Regions from separate parts of the Homo sapiens genome. Here region 2 is linked to region 1. A link is a loop called in an ENCODE intact Hi-C map of the cell type or tissue named here. Cell type or tissue: endothelial cell of umbilical vein. All regions are shown on one strand. Each heading gives the region's core, and the rest is flanking DNA. Links, peaks and the distances in the headings are about the cores only.

Region 1 (11,350 bases), core at 3,247-8,246:
CTCCATCTTGGATGCTCAGCCACTATATTGATATGACTTCTATGTTGATTAGCCCCAGTGCTGTGAATGCCTCCTGATTCCTACTTTATTTATTATTCTTAGTGTGAGAAAATGTCAACCTTGATGTTACGGCACAAATTACAGGTTATGATGCATTTAGCATTTGTGCCTGTTCTGCAGGGTTGCCCTTAATTGTCTTGCCAGAGCACATGTACCCTTTCTCTATGGTATATAAGCCCCTAGTTCTGGGAGTAACAGGTGCAGAGATCTACCTGTCTCATGGCCACCCAAAACCATGCTTTTGTTTTTATTTTATTTTCCCCAAATAAATCAGCCAATATTGACAAACTGGATTTGTCTACCTTGTTCTTTGGTTTCTCAGCTCCTTCAGCATTTAAGAGCTGCTTTGCATATACGGCCCTTTCACAGAGCAGACATCATCATCTGTGCCCACACTGCATTGGCCAGAATTCAGTTCTATGGTCAAGTCAGCTGAAAGGGATCCTTAGAAATGCAGAGGAACACATAGTACAGCATATCTGACAAAGAGCTCCATGCCTCTATGCTTGCCACTCTACATCTGTTCTCAATACAGACACCAAAGTTATTTTCTTAACATGTAAGTTAGATCACGTCACTCCTCTGCTTAAAATTCTGCAGGTTACGGTGGCTCACGCCTGAAATCCCAGCACTTTGGGAGACTGAGGCTGGTGGATCATGAGGTCAGGAGATCAAGACCATCCTGGCTAACATGGTGAAACCCCGTCTCTACTAAAAATACTAAAAAATTAGCCGGGTGTGTTGGTGGGCACCTGTAGTCCCAGCTACTTGGGAGGCTGAGGCAGGAGAATGGCGTAAACCCGGGAGGCAGAACTTGCAGTGAGCCAAGATCGGGCCACTGCACTCCAGCCTGGGCGACAGAGCGAGACTCTGTCTCAAAAAAAAAAAAAAAAATTCTGCAAGTTAGCCCACCTTACTCAGATTAGATGCCAGTTTCCAGCAGTTGTTTACAAAGCCCTGCAGTATCAGAAACCCTTATTATCCCTCTTATTCCACCTTGTACTTCTCTTCCCAGCTTCTACTCTGCTCCAGCCATGCTGAATTATTGCTTTTCCTCAGATATTCTAGGCATGCTTTCAGCTCAGGCTTTAGACTATGGACCTTCTGCCTGGGAGGCTTCTCCCTGATATCTGCATGAATGGCCCCCTCATTTTTTTTCAGCTCTTTGCTCACAGATTGCCATGTTAATGAGGCCAACTCTAAACACCCTATCTTCTGCTGCTGCAACGTACCTATCCCTCTTTCTGGAACTCCCAATCCCCCTCCCTTGTTTGGCATTACCAACCCCAACCACCCCTATTCTCCTCCCTGGTTTGAACTCCTCAATGGCATGTTCTTCCCTTCTGTTTTCTCTATTTCTTTATTTCTGTTTTACTCTACCAGAAAATAAGGACCAAGGCAGAAATTTTTAAAATTTTTGGTTTACTGATAACACCTACAGTGGTGGCTGGATTATAACAGAAGCTCATTCGATCAGTATTTTTTTTAAATGAGTCAATTCTCATAACCTCCTTTCCTTATTTATTATTATTATTATTATTCCATTAGTATCACCCTGTTTTACAGGTGAGAAACTGAGGCACAGACAGATTTAACAATGTTCCAAGGTTGACTTGCTAGCAAACATCTAGGAAGTAGTAGCATTGCACTTGAGACCCTGGCAGTCTACCTCCAGAGTCCATGTGCACAACCACTTAACTAATCTGCTTCTCCATACATATCCTTGGTGCTGTTACTGCAAACTGATGAGTGTAGGTATTGTTAATAGATATCTTTATTTGACAAATGAGGAAACTGAGTCACATACTTTAGATTAACTTGTCAAATGCCACACCATTAAGAAGAAATTGAGCCAAATTTGACTAAGATATTTTGTTCCTAGGATTTCTGTTTCTAAATACTATGTATATTTATTTTCTAAGAATGCTATTGCACAAAATCATCTCTAGAAATCATTAATCTCCTCTTTATTGTTGTAAAAAAAAATCACACTGTTTTTCTTCAGGACTGATTTTTTTAAGTGCTGCAAGTATCATTTTACTGAGTGACTGGCCAACCACATCAGATTGTACTGCCCACCTGCAACCATTTAATTACACAGTGCTCGTAAAGCCAGAACTGCTGACCTGAATCCTGTGGTCTTTTCTCTCCATGTGGTAAGCTCTTAATCAATTGAGTGTTCAATTCAGTTTAATTCAATGTTTTTACTGGCTTGAACCATTTCCTAGCTGAGCTCACACAAATACCACCAAGGACTGCCATCTGACCAGGTCTATACGGATTGGAGTCTAGATTTTAATCAGTCTAGTTTCTATGTGTGTGGTCCTTACAGTAAAGTCATTTGGTATCTGATAGTGTAAAAATGTTGACTTTGATACAGAGATTGTTGCAATGAGTCATTGTATGGAGGCCAAGGTCTGTCTGACAATAGTGGCACTAAAGGACTTGTCAGGAAGCATAGAAGAACTGACTGTGCTTCTCAATGCTAGTTTGCAAAGGGAGGCTCTGATTAGTATCTCAATCTCCAAGCTGCTGTTTAAGGTATTTAATCATCAAAACATATACATATCCATGTATGCTTCCTGCAGATTCTCAGTTGGACCCAGAATCTACATTTGCCCTTGGATTGATGATGGATTTTGTATTATCATTTGCTTGCTTTGAACAGAGAGGCATCTGAATTCTCTCAGCCCTAAGAGGAGACCCTGTATCAATGGGTCTTCTAAATAGTTGCTTGGGGATTCTGTGGGCAGTGCGCAACTCAAGCGTGACAATCTTTGTATGAAACTCCAGGAGTATGCCACTTGCCCATCTCACCTTTTGTACTGGTCATCCGTTAACTATCTGTCTGCCTGCCTGTCGCTTTGGGAAATATTTTTCTCCAATTCTATGTAATTATCTTAGTTCTCTAAGTCATGTTGTCCTCCCTTGTTATTGACAAAGGGGTGTATGTAACACCCACTGCTGGTTGGAGTACCCTAAAATCTGGACGTTTGGCTGAAAAAAATAGTGGTGAGCATGCAACCTAAGTAAAATTTGAAGAAGAAGGGATAGGTGAGGAGTCAAAGGCATTTTACAATGTGAATCACTTGTCCTTTGCTGCAAAACACATTACTCACAAAACATTTACAGCCTAAAACACAAATTTCGTAGTTCCTATATGTCAGAGATTCCAAGAATGGCTCAGCAGGGTCATCTGGCTTAGAGTCTTTCAAAAGTTTGCAATGTTGTGTCAATAAAGGACCCAGTCAACTCAAAGTTCAACTGAAGGAATATATGCTTCCAAGGTCCCTCAGTAGTTATTGTTAGAATTTTGTTCTCAGGAGCTATTGAACTAAGGGACTCAACTTCCCGCTGACTGTTGTCCAAAGGCAATTTTCAGTTCCTTGTCATTTTCGACTGTCCATAGGGAAGCTGGCTTCCCCAGAGTGAGCAAGTAAGGGGTCAAGAGAGGTAGTTACAATGAAAGGGAGCATGACAGCAAGATGGAAGCCACAGTCTTTCACAATGAATCAAGGAAGTTATAGCCCATCACTTTTGGCATACTCTATACATTTAAAGCAATACATTCTTTACGTTTCTAGGTCCAGCCCATGCTCAAGGGGAAGGGATTATACAAAAGCATGTTGGGAAGGAAGTGGGCATCATCTGCAGCCATGTTAGAAGTCTGGCTACCACAACAATGCTTCTATATATGTGAACCCAAAGCTGACACTAACCCATTTGGGGCAAACAAATTAGAAAAAGTATTCTCCTCTTAACAATCAGATGCAGCCCAGATATGCCTATGTCAAGATAAAAAGCACCTGTCCTTGGAGAATGCATCCCCAAGTCAGAGCACATGGGTTGACTCACAGAGACTACCATCAGCAAGCAGTGCACACACTATAAAACTGAGAAGAGAAGCTCTGTGTTCACTATTGCCTCATTTCCTGCCAATGCACAATTCTATGTTAAATAATGATACTTTGAAAGTGAAGTCCAACCTGTCCTGTTTCAGAAGAGTAAAGGCTTTGATAGATCATAGTCAGTGTAATATCTCTCATTAAATAAGAGAATGTAAATGACATCTCTGAAATCAAGCCACTAGCTTTAAAGCACTATGCAAATATAAGGAATTATTATCATTAGCTAGTCTGGTGATTTCAACTAACTAATCCCACCTAATACCAGCATTTTATTTGGAGTACTCTGTAATTAACTTCAGATTCTCATCCCGCTTTTATTCAGCAAAGCTTTACTGAGTACCATTTTTTATCACATACTTTCAGGCAGATAGGAGTCATGATGCCGAATAAAACAAACAGTGCCAGATATGGGTGGCTTTTCATACAGATGGCATAACTAGACACCTACATGCACTCAAAGGGACTCAAATGCTACGTTTCTTTTACTCCAAACCATCTCACTATCATTACTCTCTGTGCCTGAAACTCCCAAAGGAGGAGAGCTAACTCTTAGTGCCTACAATATGCCATACACTAAACCATGTGGTTTAACTGTATTTGTTATAATCAGGTAACTTTCAGAGGCAACTATCCTCCATGCAGTATTTAGTGCTCAGGATACTTTCATCTTGTGACTTCGCCGTCTCCAAACAAGCCCTCCTTCAGGCTGCCAATAGGGAAGAGAGATTGAAGAATTTGGCAATGACTTTTTACTGCCTTAGGCTGGAAACGATCTGTGTCACTTCTGCTCATAGCCCTTTGTCTGAAATCATTAAAATGGCCTGGACAAACTCTAAAGGGGCTGAGAATTCTGGTCTTCTGTGCTCAAAAGAACATGGCAAACTAATAACGTCTACAACCACATCCACAATTTTCTTCCTACAAAAGATGATGCAGTCTTAGAAAGTACAGGTAACCTTTCCAAGGTGATTCAGCAGAGCGTGGTTTAGAACTGCAGTCTGCTTGGTTTCAAAACACAGGCTTTATTTCATTTTCCACCACAACAACCTACCACTTGGTGGAACCATTCCTCTAGGAATTGCTTACTAAGATATTCATTTTCAAGTGGCATGTACTAAAAAGTACGTTCTGAATGCCTTACCCCAATCTGATCCTAAGGCAATGAGCTCTCTCCCATATGTGAACAACTCTCACAGAGACTTTACCTGTCTTGAGTCTTTTTGCATCCTCTACCATCTGAAAATTCTGTATGTGGCTCTAAAACTCTATTTACAGAAAGCTGTTACTTAAGAAGCCACTTTTTCATCCTCCCTTTATCCAGTCTCTGCTTTCAGGAAAGACTACAACATCCATGCTGTGTCATTACAGTCAAGGAAAGTCAACATATTCTATTTTCCATCCATCCCCTATTCCTTCATCAGACACCACTAAGTGGTTACCTGAAGGAGGAAAGCAGTGTCTGAGAAGAAGGGAGAATGTTTGGGGCCAGTGTTTAATGTCTTCCCTGAAAACCCCATGACACCATAGATCTGACTTGATATTTTTCTTTCTACTGATTTTGTATGGCTGACTTAAGAAAGCAAACAACGATAACAACAAAAATACTAGTACAAAAGCATAGGAATACAATTAAGCAAAACTTGAAAACTGAGTTGGCAGAGTAGCAGCCTGCTAACTTTTCATCATTGCCAAAAGATGAATGGCAATGCCTGTTCTCACAAAATTTTTAGGAGAAGATAAACAATGTGAAAAAAGTACAGCTCAAGAAAGAAGCTGTCAAATACCTTTGCATGTCCAGAGGAAAAAGAGACCATGTCCTGCTAAGGTAATCAGTGAAGGCTTCATGGGGGAATTGGCATTTGATAATAATAACAACACTAATGATAAAATGGAAATAAAGCCAAAATAACATGAATAGACCTAATTATACCAGGAATTTTCCCAAACACTTTATATATTCATAACTCTTTTATATATTTGTTAACTCATTTAGTCGTTAGGATAATTCTAGCAGATATTTATTTACTCATTCAATACATATTTACTGAGTTCCTGCTCTGTGCAGGTAGTCTATGAGCTGAGGTTATGGCAAAGAGCAAGATAGAAAATGTCGTTACTCCCTTGCCACTGTCTACTGAGAGCTACCAGTATAATTTTTATTTTACACAAAACTGAGGTATGAAGGAGTTAAGTATACTACTAAAGGTCACACACACTTTCAGTGTCCAAGTCAGGATTGGATTGCAGCCAGTAAGGCACAGAGCATGTTTATCTACTACATTTTTCCAACAGTGACTAAGTGGGGTAATAGTGATAACAACGGCAGACAGACAGATTCCTAGGCAGATAGGGATGGATCCCTAGTGAAAGTTGACCTTCAGGCCAAGGATAGTCTAAAGCTTGAAAACAGAGCTACCAGTTACAGATAGAATCCACGAACTACAGTGAGAACTTTCATCCCTGTTTTGTCCGCTCTCGTTTGATTGGTTCTTTCTGAATGATGCCTTTTAACCAATCAAATGATGCCTTTTCCAAGCCTACCCATAAATTCTCCATTCTAAGCCCATAAAAATCCCAGACTCAGCCTCATAGATGGCTATCCACTTTTGGGTCCCTTCTCACTGTCAAGGGCTTTTCTTTGGCTCCATAAATTCTACTCTGTCTTACCCCCTCTCCAGTGTCCACATACCTTAGTACTCTTGGTCATAGGACAAGAACCCGGAACTCGCCAAACTGCTGGAGTGAAAGAGCTGTAACACTTCTGCTTGCTGAGCTGCGGGCAGCAGGAGTAAAGGAGCTGTAACGCTCCCTCCTGCTTACCAAAGTATGAGAGTGGAGAAGCCACAACAATAGGACAATAATAATGAAAATAACAATCATGTCAGATAACATTTAGTGAACATTTTTATGGCAAGTGCTATGTGACTTTACATGGGTATTTTATTTATTCTGCAATATAGTTCTGTGAATATAATAACTAGAATAGGTTTGTGACATGGTAAGGTCCTGCATTCTTAAATCAGGTCACCATATTTTAAATCTTAGTACTTCCTGGTACTTGGCTAGCTGTGTTGCCTGTTCCTCAATTGTGTCATCTGTAAACTAAGTAACACAACTAGCCAGTATCAAAGAAAACTGAGGTTTTTGCACTAGTGTTATGGACATGCATCTGCCTCCTATATTTTAAGTGTTCTGAAATTAGTGGCATATCTGAGCACTTGCTGTGCCCCAGTGCCTGACTTACTGGAAATGCTCAATAAAAAAATTCATAAATGAGTGCAGGATTGGTTGAATAAGAAATCTTGATCTCGTTAAATAATTTTCATGAATCAAAGCTCAGGGTATGAGCTCTACGAATTCAGGAACCTCACAGTATTCCAGAAACCATTCCAGAGACAACCATACATTGGAAGGATTATCCTTAATCAATATGGGAAACTTACCATAAGCCAAGGCAAGCACCCATGGCTGCATAGAAGCCTCTGTATACCCAAGGGTGACAGCTCTGTAGCAGAGGCCAAAAAGACGCAACTTTTTCTGTCTCCCTATTGACTTTGGGTTTGGGTCCAATTATAAAGAAATTGGATCAGAAAGTAATTTCAGGTTGGACAATCTTTCCTAGCACAAGAACGGTTGCCCTGAAGCAGACAGACACTGAATTGGTGCATAATAATCCAAGCCACATCCTGGTGTTCCAAACACATTATTGAATCCTCTGCAATTATAGGAATGCATGGATATGAGCTGAAGCTAGGCCATTTTCAAAGTTGGCATGAAAGAGGGAACTGATGTACTCAAGCTCCATCCGTTTTCTTTTCCACTAATGAATACTCCTTTTGTTCCAAAGTCTCCCAAGTGACTCCCCTGACAATATAGGTAATTAATGGGCCATTCTTCTTGATTCCAATACTGTTGAAAATGTGAGAGATCTGATAATTGAATCTGCATCTAAACATTCCCATCATCTAAGTGACTAAGAGTACATTAAATTAATAACCATTTTTCTTCTAGGAACTTCTTTATAGCTTATTGATAATGATCCTTTGACAAAACAGAAAATGCATTTAGTGAAACTTTGCCAAATCAGACTGGAGGAGGAATTTTCCTTGATTCCTCTTGAGCTGAGATATAAGATTGGACTTCAATAAAGTCAGGAAAGTATAGGGTCAATGATAAGGCTCTCATAAAGTCAGAAGTAATTAAGAAGCACAAGTTGACTTAGAAGATTGTTGTCTATTTTTTTTAATGATTTAATGCTAAGAATTATTTTTAACTTTTTTTTAAAGTTCTTTATTCTAGATATGAGTCCTTTGCAGAATATGTAAGTGGTTTTAAAATATTCTTGTCCACATATAACTTGTCATTTTGTCTTTTTTTTAAATTATACATTAAGTTCTGGGATACATGTGCAGAATGTGCAGGTTTGTTACATAGGTATACATGTGCCATGGTGGTTTGCTGCACCCATCACCCCATCATCTACATTAAGTATTTCTCCTAATGCTATCCTTCCCCTAGCCCCCAACCTACCAACAGGCCCTGGTGTGCAATGTTCCCCTCCCTGTGTCCATGTGTTCTCATTGTTCAACTCCCACTTATGAGTGAAAACACGAGGTGTTTGATTTTCTGTTCCTGTGTTAGTTTGCTGAGAATGATGGTTTCCAGCTTCATACATGTCCCTGCAAAGGACACGAACTCATCCTTTTTAATGGCTGCATAGTATTTCATGGTGTATATGTGCCACATTTTCTTTATCTAGTCTATCACTGATAGACATTTGGGTTGTGCATATGTCTTTATAGTAGAATGATTTATAATCCTTTGGACATATGCCCAGTTATGGGATTGCAGGGTCAAATGCTATTTCTTGTTCTAGATCCTTCAGGAATCACCACACTGTCTTCCACAACGGTTGAACTAATTTACACTCCTACCAACAGCGTAAAAGCATTCGTATTTCTCCACATTTTCTCTAGCATCTATTCTTTCCTGACTTTTTAATGATCACCATTCTAACGTGCTTGAGATGGTATCTCATTGTGGTTTTGATTTGCATTTCTCTAATCACCAGTGATGACAACCTTTTTTTCATATGTTTGTTGGCTACATAAATGTCTTCTTTTCAGAAGTATCTGTTCATATCTTTTGCCCACTTTTTGATGGGGTTGTTTGTTTTTATTCTTGTAAATTTGTTTAAGTTCCTTGTAGATTCTGGATATTAGCCCTTTGTCAGATGGATAGATTTCAAAATTTTTCTCCCATTCTGTAGTCTGCCTGTTCACTCTGATGATAGTTTCTTTTGCTGTGCAGAAGCTCTTTAGTTTAATTAGATCCCATTTGTCAATTTTGGCTTTTGTTGCCATTGTTTTTGGTGTTTTAGTCATGAAGTCTTTGCCCATGCCTGTGTCCTGAATGGTATTGCCTAGGTTTTCTTCTAGGGTTTTTATAGTTTTAGGTCTTAGTTCAAGTCTTTAATCAATCTTGAGTTAATTTTTTGTATAAGGTGTAAGGAAGGGGTCCAGTTTCAGTTTTCTGCCTATGGCTAGCCAGTTTTCCTAACACCATTTATTAAATAGGGCATCCTTTCCCCATTGCTTGTTTTTGTCAGGTTTGTCAAAGATCAGATGGTTGTAGATGTGTGGAGTTATTTCTGAGGTCTCTGTTCTGTTCCATCGCTCTATACATCTGTGTTTTGTTTTTTTGTTTTCGTTTTTTTTTGTTTTTTTACCAGTGCCATGCTATTTTGGTTTCTGTAGCCTTGTAGTATAGTTTGAAATCAGGTAGCATGATTCCTCCAGCTTTGTGCTTTTTGCTTAGGATTGTCTTGGCTATACGGGCTCTTTTTTGGTTCCATATGAAATTTAAAGTAGTTTTTTCTAATTCTGTGAAGAAAGTCAATGGTAGCTTGATGGGTATAGCATTGAATCTATAAATTACTTTAGACAGTATGGGCATTTTCAAGATATTGATCCTTGCTATCCATGAACATGGAATGTTTTTCCATTTGTTTGTGTCCTCTCCTGCTTACATGAGCAGTGCTTTGTAGTTCTACTTGAAGAGGTCCTTCACAACCATTCTAAGTTGCATTCCTAGGTATTCTCTTTTGAAATTGTGAATGGGAGTTCACTCATGATTTGTCTGTTATTGGTGTATAGGAATATTTGTGATTTTTGCACATTGATTTTGTATCCTGAGGCTTTGCTGAAGTTGCTTATCAGCATAAGGAGATTTTGGGCTGACATGATGGGGTTTTCTAAACGTACAATCATGTCATCTGCAAACAGAAATAATTTGACTTCCTATTTGAATACACTTTATTTCTTTCTCTTGCTTGTTTGCCCTGGCCTGAATTTCCAATACTATGTTGAACAGGAGTAGTGAGAGACAGCATCCTTGTCTTCTGCCAGTTTTCAAAGGGAATGGTTCCAACTTTTGCCCATTCAATATGATATTGGCTGTGGGTTTGTCATAAATAGCTCTTATTATTTTGAGATATGTTCCATCAATACCTAGCTTATTGAGAGTTTGTAGCATGAAGGGTGTTGAATTTTATAGAAGGCCTTTTCTGCATCTATTGAGATAATCATGTGGTTTTTGTCATTGGTTTTGTTTATGTGATGGATTGCGTTTATTGATTTGCATATGTTGAGCCAGACTTGCATCCCAGGGATGAAGCTGACTTGGTCACGGTGGATAAGTTTTTTGATGTGCTGCTGGATTTGGTTTGGCAGTATCTTATTGAGGATTTTCGCATCTATGTTCATCAGGGCTATTGGCCTGAAATTTTCTTTTTTTGTTGTGTCTCTCCCAGGTTTTGGTATCAGGAAGATGCTGGCCTCATAAAATGACTTAGGGAGGAGTCCCTCCTTTTCTATTGTTTGGAATAGTTTCAGAAGGAATAGTTTCAGAAGTTTCAGAAGGAATTATACCTCTGGTATAATTCGGCTGTGAATCTGTGTGGTCCTGGGCTTTTTTTGGTTGGTAGGCTATTAATTACTGCCTCAATTTCAGAAGTTGTTATTGGTCTATTCGGGGATTCGGCTTCTTCCTAGCTTACTCCTGGGAGGGTGTATTTGTCCGAGAATTTATCCATTTATTCTAGATTTTCTAGTTTATTTGCATAGAGGTGTTTTTAGTATTCTCTGATGGTAGTCTGTATTTCTGTGGGATCAGTGGTGATATCCCCTTTATCATTTTTTATTGTGTGTATTTGATTCTTCTCTTTTCTTCTTTATTAGTCTCACTTGCAGTGTATCTATTTTGTTATTCTTTAAAAAAACAAAAGCTAGCTCCTGTATTCACTGATTTTTTCGAAGGGCTTTCCGTGTCTCTATCTCCTTCAGTTCTGCTCTGATCTTAGTTTTTTCTTGTCTTCTGCCAGC
Region 2 (10,926 bases), core at 2,809-7,808, 750 kb after region 1:
ACTTTAAGTCAAGAAGCATCTATCAAGTTCTGAATCCCTTACCCAAAAATCCAATTAGTCATAAAGATCTAATCTTCAGCCGGGCACAGTGGCTCACACCTGTAATCCCAACACTTTGGGAGGCCGAGGCAGGTGCACCACAAGGTCAGGAGTTCGAGACCAGCCTGGCCAAGATGGTGAAAACCTGTCTCTACTAAAAGTACAAAAAAATTAGCCAGGCATGGTGGCTACTGTAATCCCAGCTACTCAGGAGGCTGAGGCAGAAGAATTGCTTGAATCCAGGAGGCAGGGGTTGCAGTGAGCCGAGATCGCACCACTGCACTCTAGCCTGGGTGACAGAGAAAAACTCCATCTCAAAAAAAAAAAAAAAAAAAAAGATTTAATCTTCATCATGCCTAATTATCATTCTTTTATTTTTAAAAATTGTAACAATAGTTACACAAGTAATCCATGAATACAATTATCTTTTTTGAAAAAAATCAGAAAAATAGAAACAATTTCACAAATTTTTATTATTCTTTCTTAGAAACCCTACTAATCTCTGTATACACCACCACCATCAGCTACCTTTTATTTTAACTTTTTATTCTTACTACAGACATCACCACCCAAACTAAAGCCCTTTATAATCCTCACCAAGAAGGCTGTATATTCAGTAGCCTCTGCTTTTTGTGTGGAATAAAAAAAGCTACTTAAAAGCAGAACTAAGAATTGAAGCTTAGACAGCGAAGTGCCTTTAAGATGGAAGTAACATGAAAAACAATCCTGATCAAAAATGTCATTTAAAAAATGTCAAAAATGTCGCCGGGCACAGTGGCTCACACCTGTAATCCCAACCACTTCGGGGGGTTGAGGCGGGAGGATCACTTGACATCAGGAGTTCAAGAAGAGCCTAACCAACATGGTAAAACCCCATCTCTACTAAAAATATAAAAACCAGCCAAATGTGGTGGCAGGCACCTATAATCCCAGCTACTCAGGAGGCTGAGGCAGGAGAATTGCTTGAACCTGGGAGGCAGAGGCTGCAGTAAGCCAAGATCACGCTACTGCACTCCAGCCTGGGCAACAAAGCAAGACTACGTCTCTTAAAAAAAAAAAAAAAAAAAAAAGGCGGGGGTGACAAAAACCAAGTTACAGAAATTGTGGTATAATGTATAATGAGTATACTCTCATGTATTACAAAGTGATGACCAAGAGTAAATAAAAGCTCATAAATTTCTGGCCACAAGATTAGGACTTTTAAGACATCAGCCACCCTTTGGGTTCTAGTAGGAAACTAAGGAAAACTACACTACCGATAACTATCAAAATCAACCAATCAGTAGAGTTACTCTTTTCTGACAGGCTAAAAGAAAACCTTCATTTATACTCATCTTTGTATCTCTCCCCACTTCTCCAGCCCAGCTTTAGCAAAATGCACAGCATCTTGACTGAGTTTTTTTTTTTAAGTAAATTCAAACAGTTGTTTAATTAATAGATTAAAAATCCTCAACTGCATAAATACAACTTAAAACTGACCCACCAATTTTAGTTACCATGAAATCCTAACCATTTATAAAGACATTTATTATAATGAAGAGACCACTCAAGAAAGTATTTTAAAGTCTAAGAATTTATATTTAAGATGGCTTTCAACAAATTTTATTGTTGTCCCTTTTACTTACTCTAATTTGATAATCCTCATTTCCTCGTTTGCTCTTTAAGTGAGCACCTTGGTTAACCAAAATTGTTTCACATCAGAGTTCTTAGTCATTGAATCTACTGCCTAAAATATACAGTATGCCTGAAAACATATTCCTGAGATTATCAGGAAACAATTTTTCAATTTAATTTTGTTTCTGTACTCAAGTATACTAATCCCATCTAGTCATGTTCCTCCAAAAAGACACTCATTCTATTTTTTAGGTATTCTTTCAACAATCACTAAAATAAATTTCTGAAAGTTTTCTTTTTTTTGTTTTTTTTGAGACGGAGTCTTGCTCTGTTGCCCAGGCTGGAGTGCAGTGGCGCGATCTCGGCTCATTGCAAGCTCCACCTCCCAGGTTCACGCTATTCTCCTACCTCAGCCTCCCGAGTAGCTAGGACTACAGGCGCCTGCCACCACGCCCAGCTAATTTTTTTGTATTTTTAGTAGAGACGGGGTTTCACTATGTTGGCTAGGATGGTCTCGATCTCCTGACCTCGTGATCCACCGGCCTCAGCCTCCTAAAGTGCTGGGATTACAGGCATGAGCCACCGCACCCAGCCGAAAATTTTCCTCTTTAAAGGTGAAGAAAATAAGTCGAAGAGGTTAAAGTTACTTATTTCAAAACTAAGAGAGTGACAAAGGAAATGTTAATCCCTGACCTTTCAGAAGGGAGGAATCAAGCTTTTTACAAGTCACCTTCTGATGCTGTCCTTGAGGAAAACTCCTCCCCCTTTATGCCATTTAAATATTTAACATTTCCTCATATTTTCTTATATTTTCACTACCTTCTATAAACATCTTTTATATTTATATATATTATTAAACTTTGCCACAAACTCATTCCTTTTGGAAACATTTCAACATGGCCCAAACAGCATTATAATGAATTCCCTACTTAAATGTCAAAGTCTGAAATAATTAACATTAAAATGCTCATTAGATTCACACAGGTTCTTCATGATGTTAACATGGGCTTGAGCTATAGTTTCCCTACTGGCTCACATTTGAGATACTTATCCTAGATTTAGGATTTTTGAGGGGAAATTTAGAGGCATGCACAGCTTTGCTGCCTAACTTTTATGTGAGATCATTTTAAACAAAAGCAGAGAACTGTACTTCATACAGATAATTCAGGTCCATAATTCATATTATATGGAAGCTTTTTTAAAAAAATACATCAGGCTGGGCGCTGTGGCTCACGCCTGTAATCCCAGCACTTTGGGAGGCCAAGGCAGGCAGATCACGAGGTCAAGAGATTGAGACCATCCTGGCCAACATGGTGAAACCCCATCTCTACTAAAAATACAAAAATTAGCTGGGCATGGAGGCGCGTGCCTGTAGTCCCAGCTACTCAGGAGGCTGAGGCAAGAGAATCGCTTGAACCCGGGAGGCGGAGGATGCAGTGAGCCGAGATTGCACTATTGCACTCCAGCCTGGCGACAGAGCAAGACTCCGTCTCAAAAAAAAAAAAATAAACCATAAAGTTGAAGTTAAAAACCTACATACCAATATCTATCAAAATATACATATATTATCCTTTGGTGTAGCAACTTATTTCTTGGAATTAACCCCCAAAAATCCCAAAGGTACCCAAAAATGTAAAGGAAATTTAACATACTTTTGCTTTTATCAGTGAAAAATGGAAACATCCTAAATGTCCATCAACAGAGGAATAAATTAAATGTTACCACCATACTACGGAATGATATGCTGTTAAGACTGTAACAGTATCTATTACATTATATATGCACCAATATATAATGATCTCAGTTATCAGTTGAAAAAAAAAGTATATACACAGTGTTATATTTTTAAAGAAACCTGTACTCAAAAAATGTATATAAATGCAGAGAAAGAGGTTTGAATATACACCCTATATTGTTTAGTTGCTAATTCTAAGGGTTGCTAGAATATACACTTAGTTGCTAATCAATGGGATTGAGGAAGTAGGAAATAAAAGAGGGAATTCCACATTTTTATTCCTTATACCTCTGTATTTGAATTTTGACAAGAATGCATTCATGTTTTTCTTGTATAATTTTAAAGTGAAATAAAGTAATCCAAATAATTTCTTAAGAGGTATAATTATGGTAATCCAAATTGTTTTTTAAAAAGGCATATTTTGAAAAAACTTTAAAACATGAAGCTAGATAGTAAGTTTTTAATAAATAAAACTGGCCACAAAGATCCACGCTGTGAATTGGAAAACAATGTTCCGTGCATCAAATCCAGCCTATTACCTGTTATATAGCTTGCAAGCTAAGACTATTTTAAATTTTTAACTGATCATTTTTTAAAATTTCTTATTTTGTTAACACATGAATATTAAAGTTCAACTATTTAGTGGCCATAAAAGTCAATAAAAGTTTTATTGAAAAACAGTTACTTACATTGTCTTTGGCTGCTTTTACAATACCATGGCAGAGTTGAGTCATTGTGACAGACGGTATGGCCCACAGGACCCTAAGATATTTATTATCTGACACTTAACAGAAAATGTGCCAACCAATTTCAGAAATAATATATCATCATCATCAACTTTATGCAGAAATGGTCATAATCATATCTTAACAGTTTTGAAGAAATGATCCTAAACATAGTGACTTGCTCTTTCAGTATACAGACCAGCACAAGATATTCAAAAAGACTCGATGTATATAACTATCCCTACATGTACAAAAAAAGGATTTTTAACATATTCACAATCAAACATGACTTTGAGGAAGGGGACTGGGAGATTGACACATGCAGCAACACAATCACTCTCCAAACTAAAAGAAAAAAAATTTACCTCAATAAATAGTCTGCATATACTACAGGCTCTGGCAAAATCTGCTCTAAAAATTCTTCACCTTCATCTCCTTTTGATTTCAAATATTCACAAAGGGCACACCAATACAAAGCAATTTCAGGAGTTAATGTTTCCACTGGAATCAATTTCCTTCATTTAAAAGAAAGAGTGTGAGAGAAAGCATGATCTTTTTATCATTAAGAATTGAAGAGTACAAAAATGAGAATAATAAGATTTGCTTTAAAACCACTACACTATCCTTTTAATTAGAGTCATTAATGTATCCACACAAAAAGGAATGAAGAAACTTAGAACAAAAAAGAACCAAATAAGCAAACATATACTAGGGGTGCATGTTGCTGGATTTTCTCATGGTAGGCTAATTCAAAAATCAAAGTAAGAAACTGAAGGGGGGAAAAGCATAGCTAAAGTAGATAGTCTATGATAAAGTTATGAGTTCTTACACCAGGAGGGGAAAAAGGAAGGATAAAAGGATATTCATCAGACTAAAAGAAAACAAAAGAGAGTTAAGATTAAAGGTATTAATATAATCTTAAGCTATGGGGAGGAAAAAAAACAAATTAATTGCACAAGTTAATCAGTACTACATTTCAAAGAATGAATCCTTTATGTACCTGCCATCATTGTTTTTACAGAGTCCCACCAGTTCACTGAGAGGAGTTATTGAAAACAAGGCATTGAGAACAGAGACTGCCACTTCAGAAGAATTTTCTACATCCAACCGATGGAGCAACTCTAAGATATTTCCTTCAGAGAACCGTAACCAGCCTTGAAGAAGATGCTTCTGCATAGCTTGTTTCACAGCATCTATTGAGTCATTTGAAACATAGGTGAACAAAGGCTCCCTCTAGCTTCCATCTCTTGTATTTTGTCTGTTTTAATTAACAAAGTCAGTATTTACAATAGAAATAGTAGAGGTTAAGAGGCACAACTAAGCATGTATATATATATTTTTTGAGACAGAGTCTCGCTCTGTCACCAGGCTGGAGTGCAGTGGCACGATCTTGGTTCACTGCAACCTCCACCTACCAGATTCAAGCGATTCTCCTGCCTCAGCCTCCCGAGTAGCTGGGACTACAGGCATGCGCCACCACGCCCAGCTAATTTTTGTTTCACCATGTTGGCCAGGATGGTCTCAATCTCTTGACCTCGTGATCCGCCTGCCTCGGCCTCCAAAAGTGCTGAGATTACAGGTGTGAGCCATAGCGCCCAGCCAACTAAGCATATTAAAGGTAAAAAAAAAGAAGTACCATGATACTGCAAAAGTCACTGTAATGGTCACTTACAAATAAAAATGGAAAAGGTTCAGCACCAAATACCACAGCCTACAAAAATATCTTTACATTCCTTCTCCCCTGGGTTCAATGGGCTTCAGGTGTTAGCCCAGAATATGTAATAGCTATTATCTCACTTGTTATCTGATTTTATCTATTACACGATTGCTATTTGCAGTAGTGAACTATACAAGCACACGTCACTGAACAAACCTTAGTCTTAGCTTTTAAGGTCATCCTACTAATTAGTCCTCTGACAATGTTTTCAAACGCAAGTCGGTTTTCTCACTACAGCGCAATAGAGCCATCTTGGCCTTCTCATGAGAGTTAAAAACTTCAAAAAATATCATTCCTATAAGCAGATTCTCTCAGGCTCCCCAACCCCTGGGCCACGGACTAGTACCAGTCTGTGGCCTGTTAGGAACCGGGCCGCACAGGAGGAGGTAAGCCGTGGTCTAACGAGCATTACCACCTGAGCTCTTCCTACTGTCAGATCAGCAGATGCATTAGATTCTCTCAGGCGCAGGAACTCTATTGTGAACTGCGCACATGAGGTATCCAGGTTGCACGCTCCTTATGAGAATCTAAGTAATGCCTGATGATCTGAGGTGGAACAGTTTCATCTGGAAACCATCCAGCCCGCCCTCTGTGGAAAAACTGTCTTCCATGAAATCGATCCTTGGTGTCAAAAATGTTGGGGAACTCTACTCTAACAGAAAAAAAAAAAAATAAGAAAATTATACTGGTCTGACCATTCCTATTTGTTGTTTCTGATACACAGAACACATTCATACCAAAGTATACACATAAGGAACAGCATTTTTTTTTTAAGTCAGAGAGAGAGGGCAAATAGATCTTTTCCTACTTCTGACATGAATTAGCTCTACAGACTTAAGTATTGTTTCTCCATCTGTAAAATACAGAAAGGGTGAAAGAAATAAGCTCTGCTCCTTCAAAATACCAAGATCTTGGCCAGACGCGGTGGCTCACACCTGTAATCCCAACACTTTGGGAGGCTGAAGTAGGTGCATCACTTGAGGTCAGGAGTTCGAGACCAGTCTGGCCAACATGGTGAAACCCCGTCTCTATAAAAATATAAAAATTAACCAGACATGGTGATGTTCACCTGTAATCCCAGCTGCTCAGGAGGCTGAGGCAGGAGAATCGCTTGAAACTAGAAGGCAGAGGTTGCAGTGAGCCAAGATTGCACCACAGCACTCCAGTCTGGGTGATAGAGTGAGACTCTGTCTCAAAAATATATATATATCAAAATCTTTAGCCCTGTGTTTTCTATATAATACATCAAGATAAATTTCACCAGGTTCATGGGACTGGCAGGCTTACTTGACCTGATTTGACACTCGTTTCTTAAACCTTGTTAAGTCTGACCTCAAAATCTACTAAAGTTTTGTATATATAAAGTTGTTTATCTTACCTGATCTGTCATTAAGACCTTGTTGAAGGAGCATTACTCTCTGAGCAATGGACATAGCTCTCATATGAACCTTTTCAGCTAAAACCTTAAAAATAATTTATAAAGATGGTCATTAACCTCAACACAATTTATAGATTTCATAAGAATATCACCATCTTAGAAAATTACCCAGAATCTCCAAAAGAAATTAATACCTGGTAACATACTTAATACAGTAAGATTCTACCTAAATTACCTGTGTTCTCCATAAAACCTCAACTGAAGAAATTATTACATGCCAAGTATTTTTCAAAGGCACTTTAAGAAAATGGCTCCTTGTCCTTTAAGAATATGCCAACACAAGACATTGAACTTATTTACCTGATAAGCCAGCTTTCTGACAGCCTCTTTCACATCCTTGGTGCGCCCTACAATTTTTGGCAAAGTCTTTGCTGATGGTGCAATACATGATAACACTGCCCGTCTAACTTCTGGATTTGAATCATTTTCAATCAAAGTAGCATATGCTAAAAATAAAGCAATACATTTTAGTACTGATGAAATTATTTATTTAACTACAGTCATAAAATAACACACATTTTGATATTTTAAAATGCCTTTAATGTGATAAAGATAGGCTGGGCATGATGGCTACTGCCTATAACCAGCACTTTGGGAGGCCAAGGTAGGTGGAGAGCTTGAAGCCAAGAGTTCAAGACCAGCCTGAGCAATATAGAAAGACCCCTGTCTCTACAAAATAATTTTAAAATAAAAAATTAGCTAGGCATGGTAGTGGCGCTTCCAGTTACTTAGGAGGCTGAGGTGGAAGGATCACTTAAGCCCAGGAGTTTGAGGCCACACCTCTGCAATCCAGCCCGAGTGAGAACCCATCTGTAATAGAAAGTAATGTCATTTTTTTAGTCTCACATATTTTAGTTGAAGTTTTTTTCCCACCAACTTCCTTCTTTTTCTTTTTTTTGGAGACAAGGTCTCACTATGTTGCCCAGGTTGGAGCCAAAGTGCTGAGATTACAGGCCTGAGTCACTGCTGCGCAGGCCACCAACTTCCCTTCTAAAGACACAAGGGGGAATTAGTCAACGGACTGGCTCTTAGGCCAAAAGTGAAAACAAATAGCCCTAAAAGTCACAGAAAATTCATCATTAAGATTATGTCTGTGCTACTCCTCAATATTTAAGAGAAAGCTTACTATAGCAGACAGTTTATTTTAAACTGATATGGCTTTATAAGGGCCCATTATTTTGGTTTTTAATGAGACCTAAAAGGAAATATTTTTTGGTTTTATTCATTGAAACAAACCCATTTCTTATATTTAAATATATTTATCTGTACTTCTCACATCTTTCCTACCTCAATTATTAAGTACAGGTTGACTATCAAATACCTATGTTTTACACAATATTATTATGGGTATCTTTTAACACCAAAAAAAATACCAACTACTATAGTGATAAATATACCAGTGATTATAAAACTGGTAATAGGGACAAAAAGGACAGAAGAGTGCCTAAAACATACCTAGGCATATATGGAAAAATGAAATACAACTACCTTTATGACCCCATAGGTAAGAAAAAGTTCCTTAAAAAAGAGATTAAAAAATACGAATCATAATGGCAGAGATTTATATTTTTGACATAAGAATTTCTGTTCAAAAAAAAGATACCCCAAAGGGAGTGAAACAATGATACCCCAATGAGCCACCTAAAACAGGAAGAGATCTACAATTCATATAACCCAAGGATTTCTTTTCAAAATATATAAAGAATGCAAATGAATTTTTTAAAATAGTATTTTAAATTAAAAACCCAATGAAAAAATGGGCAAAACACAGTAACAGGTATTATATAGAAATATAATTGGCTGCTAAATATATACATACAGCATGATTTACACAAAATGACAGGAAAACATTAAGATAGACATATGTGATTTATGCAAAAAAATTTTTTTTAATTTAAGCAAGAGACTAATTAACCCCAAACTGAGGATTTAATAGTTACTTCTGAGGGACAGGGATGCAACTGGGATAGGATGCAAGTACTGACTTTTTTTTTTAAGCTGGGTGGTTGCTACTTAGGTTTTTTTTGTTTAATCGGAATCATATATTAATTACCTATACTCTTCAAATGTATAGACCATAATAAAAAATTTCAAATACTGAGAATTTAACAAAATCAACAAATCTGAAAAAAGATTTAGGAAACTACACACACCATTAACCACTGGGCATTCATCATCCTTGGGATCCTGAAGTCGTGAAAGCGCCAGAACTGCCTGTATTCTCACATTTGGAATCTTATCTTTCAATCTAATAAGCATGGCTTTATTAATTTTATCAAACACATCATCATCAATCTGAGCATTTTCTGGCATACTTCCCAAAAGCTTGTTTATGAGCAGGCACACTCTAAATCTCACTGCATTGCTGTTTGCTTCATGAGACTAAAACAGAAACAAATCAAAATTTATTCATAGTCACATACCACTCCCAAATAATCAATATTATCTGAACTCTATACATTCGGAATGCAAGAAGTTACAACAACAATTCATTTCCTGAAGAGAACCTATAATGCTACCTTGGTCCATATGTATAGCAAATATATATATTTTATACAGTCTCAAAATGAACAGTCTGAAAGAAGTCTTTGCTAAGTTACATAGTCCTCTTTGTAGAGGCTTCTAAAATACAGAACTCATTTAAAATAAACAAAGGAGAACTGGTTTAAAGAGGTCATTAAAAATTTAATGCTGGAGTTAAAGTCCACTTTTTAATCATAATGATAATTCTAATATTTCCTATGAAAGGTAGACTCATTCAGGTTTTTTCAATCACTAGATATTTCATTGTCAAAAACATACAAACTCCCACGACTCTTTTAAAGTGGCAAAATTTTCTAAAATCCCTCCCCAAAGCTATCATTTTCATAGTACCTTTAAGAGAAAAGTAAACAAATAATTTAAAAGGCCACCATCTTCCTCTTCCTCATCATCTTCCATATCTGATTGGTGAAATGAGGTAACAAACTTTGCTGCAAATTCTATTACCCTCTCCACAGCTGGTTCACGTTTATAGACCACCATAACATATTTAAGGTAATGAATGAACTCCTCATGAAAAACTGTCTTATCATCCATCTGAAAGACAAAAGAAACCCTTCATAAACTGCACCGATAAAAATCCTTTATTCCCAACATCACCCTAAGACTGATGAAAGCACTAGCCATAATAATGCAGACAAATTAAAATATTTATTTAGTAAACTCTTAATTATCCAAACCAGCCAAAGGGCAATCAATTTGCATGAATTTCTCTCCAGGCTATAATGGGAGTACACAAGCTTGACTTTTGACAGTGAAAAGATTCCTTTGATATATTTTTTTCAATATCTTTGATTCTCAATAAGCCTTTAGTACCAGTACGTTACAAATACGCTTCTTCAACAACCCAAAATCAATACTGGCTTTTATATTTCTCATATTCAGGCCTTCCTATCACCAGCAGTTTCTTTATGAGATAACTTGCACATCCTATCTCATATCCTCAAAGCCCTGTGATGTTTACTCACAATTTTTCTTGGACCTCAAGATAATTCATCTTCCCCAAATTAATTGTTCTATTCTTCTCAAGGTTCCACTCAAAACAAACAAATAGTATGTACATAAATAAGAATGGCCAGGCCCTAAAAATAATTTGGTATTTGGTGATTGGATTCAA

What was found. Hi-C counts contacts between places; a loop is a spot of excess contacts. Peaks named below come from ENCODE experiments on the same cell type or tissue, not always from the same donor. Only the 100,000 strongest peaks of a DNase experiment are listed, where the experiment ranks them.
Region 2: it touches region 1 in a loop (12-fold over the local background); 6 of 110 quality-filtered maps call a loop at or near these places.

What each region holds. Positions count from the first base shown.
Region 1 is chr4:18,562,510-18,573,859 of GRCh38, reverse strand. All of the region lies in intron 1 of LOC105374510 (a long non-coding RNA gene), which reads right to left. Among named protein-coding and RNA genes, the nearest start is that of LCORL, 550 kb to the right of the region's middle. In endothelial cell of umbilical vein, for the core only: no CTCF peak of the experiment used is centred there; DNase peaks (open chromatin) are centred at 5,119 and 6,229; H3K27ac peaks cover 595 bases.
Region 2 is chr4:17,811,641-17,822,566 of GRCh38, reverse strand. It overlaps NCAPG (non-SMC condensin I complex subunit G), which reads right to left. Exons shown (of 21, transcript NM_022346.5): 2 at 10,143-10,346; 3 at 9,422-9,650; 4 at 7,569-7,714; 5 at 7,209-7,293; 6 at 5,114-5,306; 7 at 4,479-4,628. Among named protein-coding and RNA genes, the nearest start is that of NCAPG, 6.1 kb to the right of the region's middle. In endothelial cell of umbilical vein, for the core only: a CTCF peak has its summit at 5,376; a DNase peak (open chromatin) is centred at 5,326; H3K27ac peaks cover 184 bases.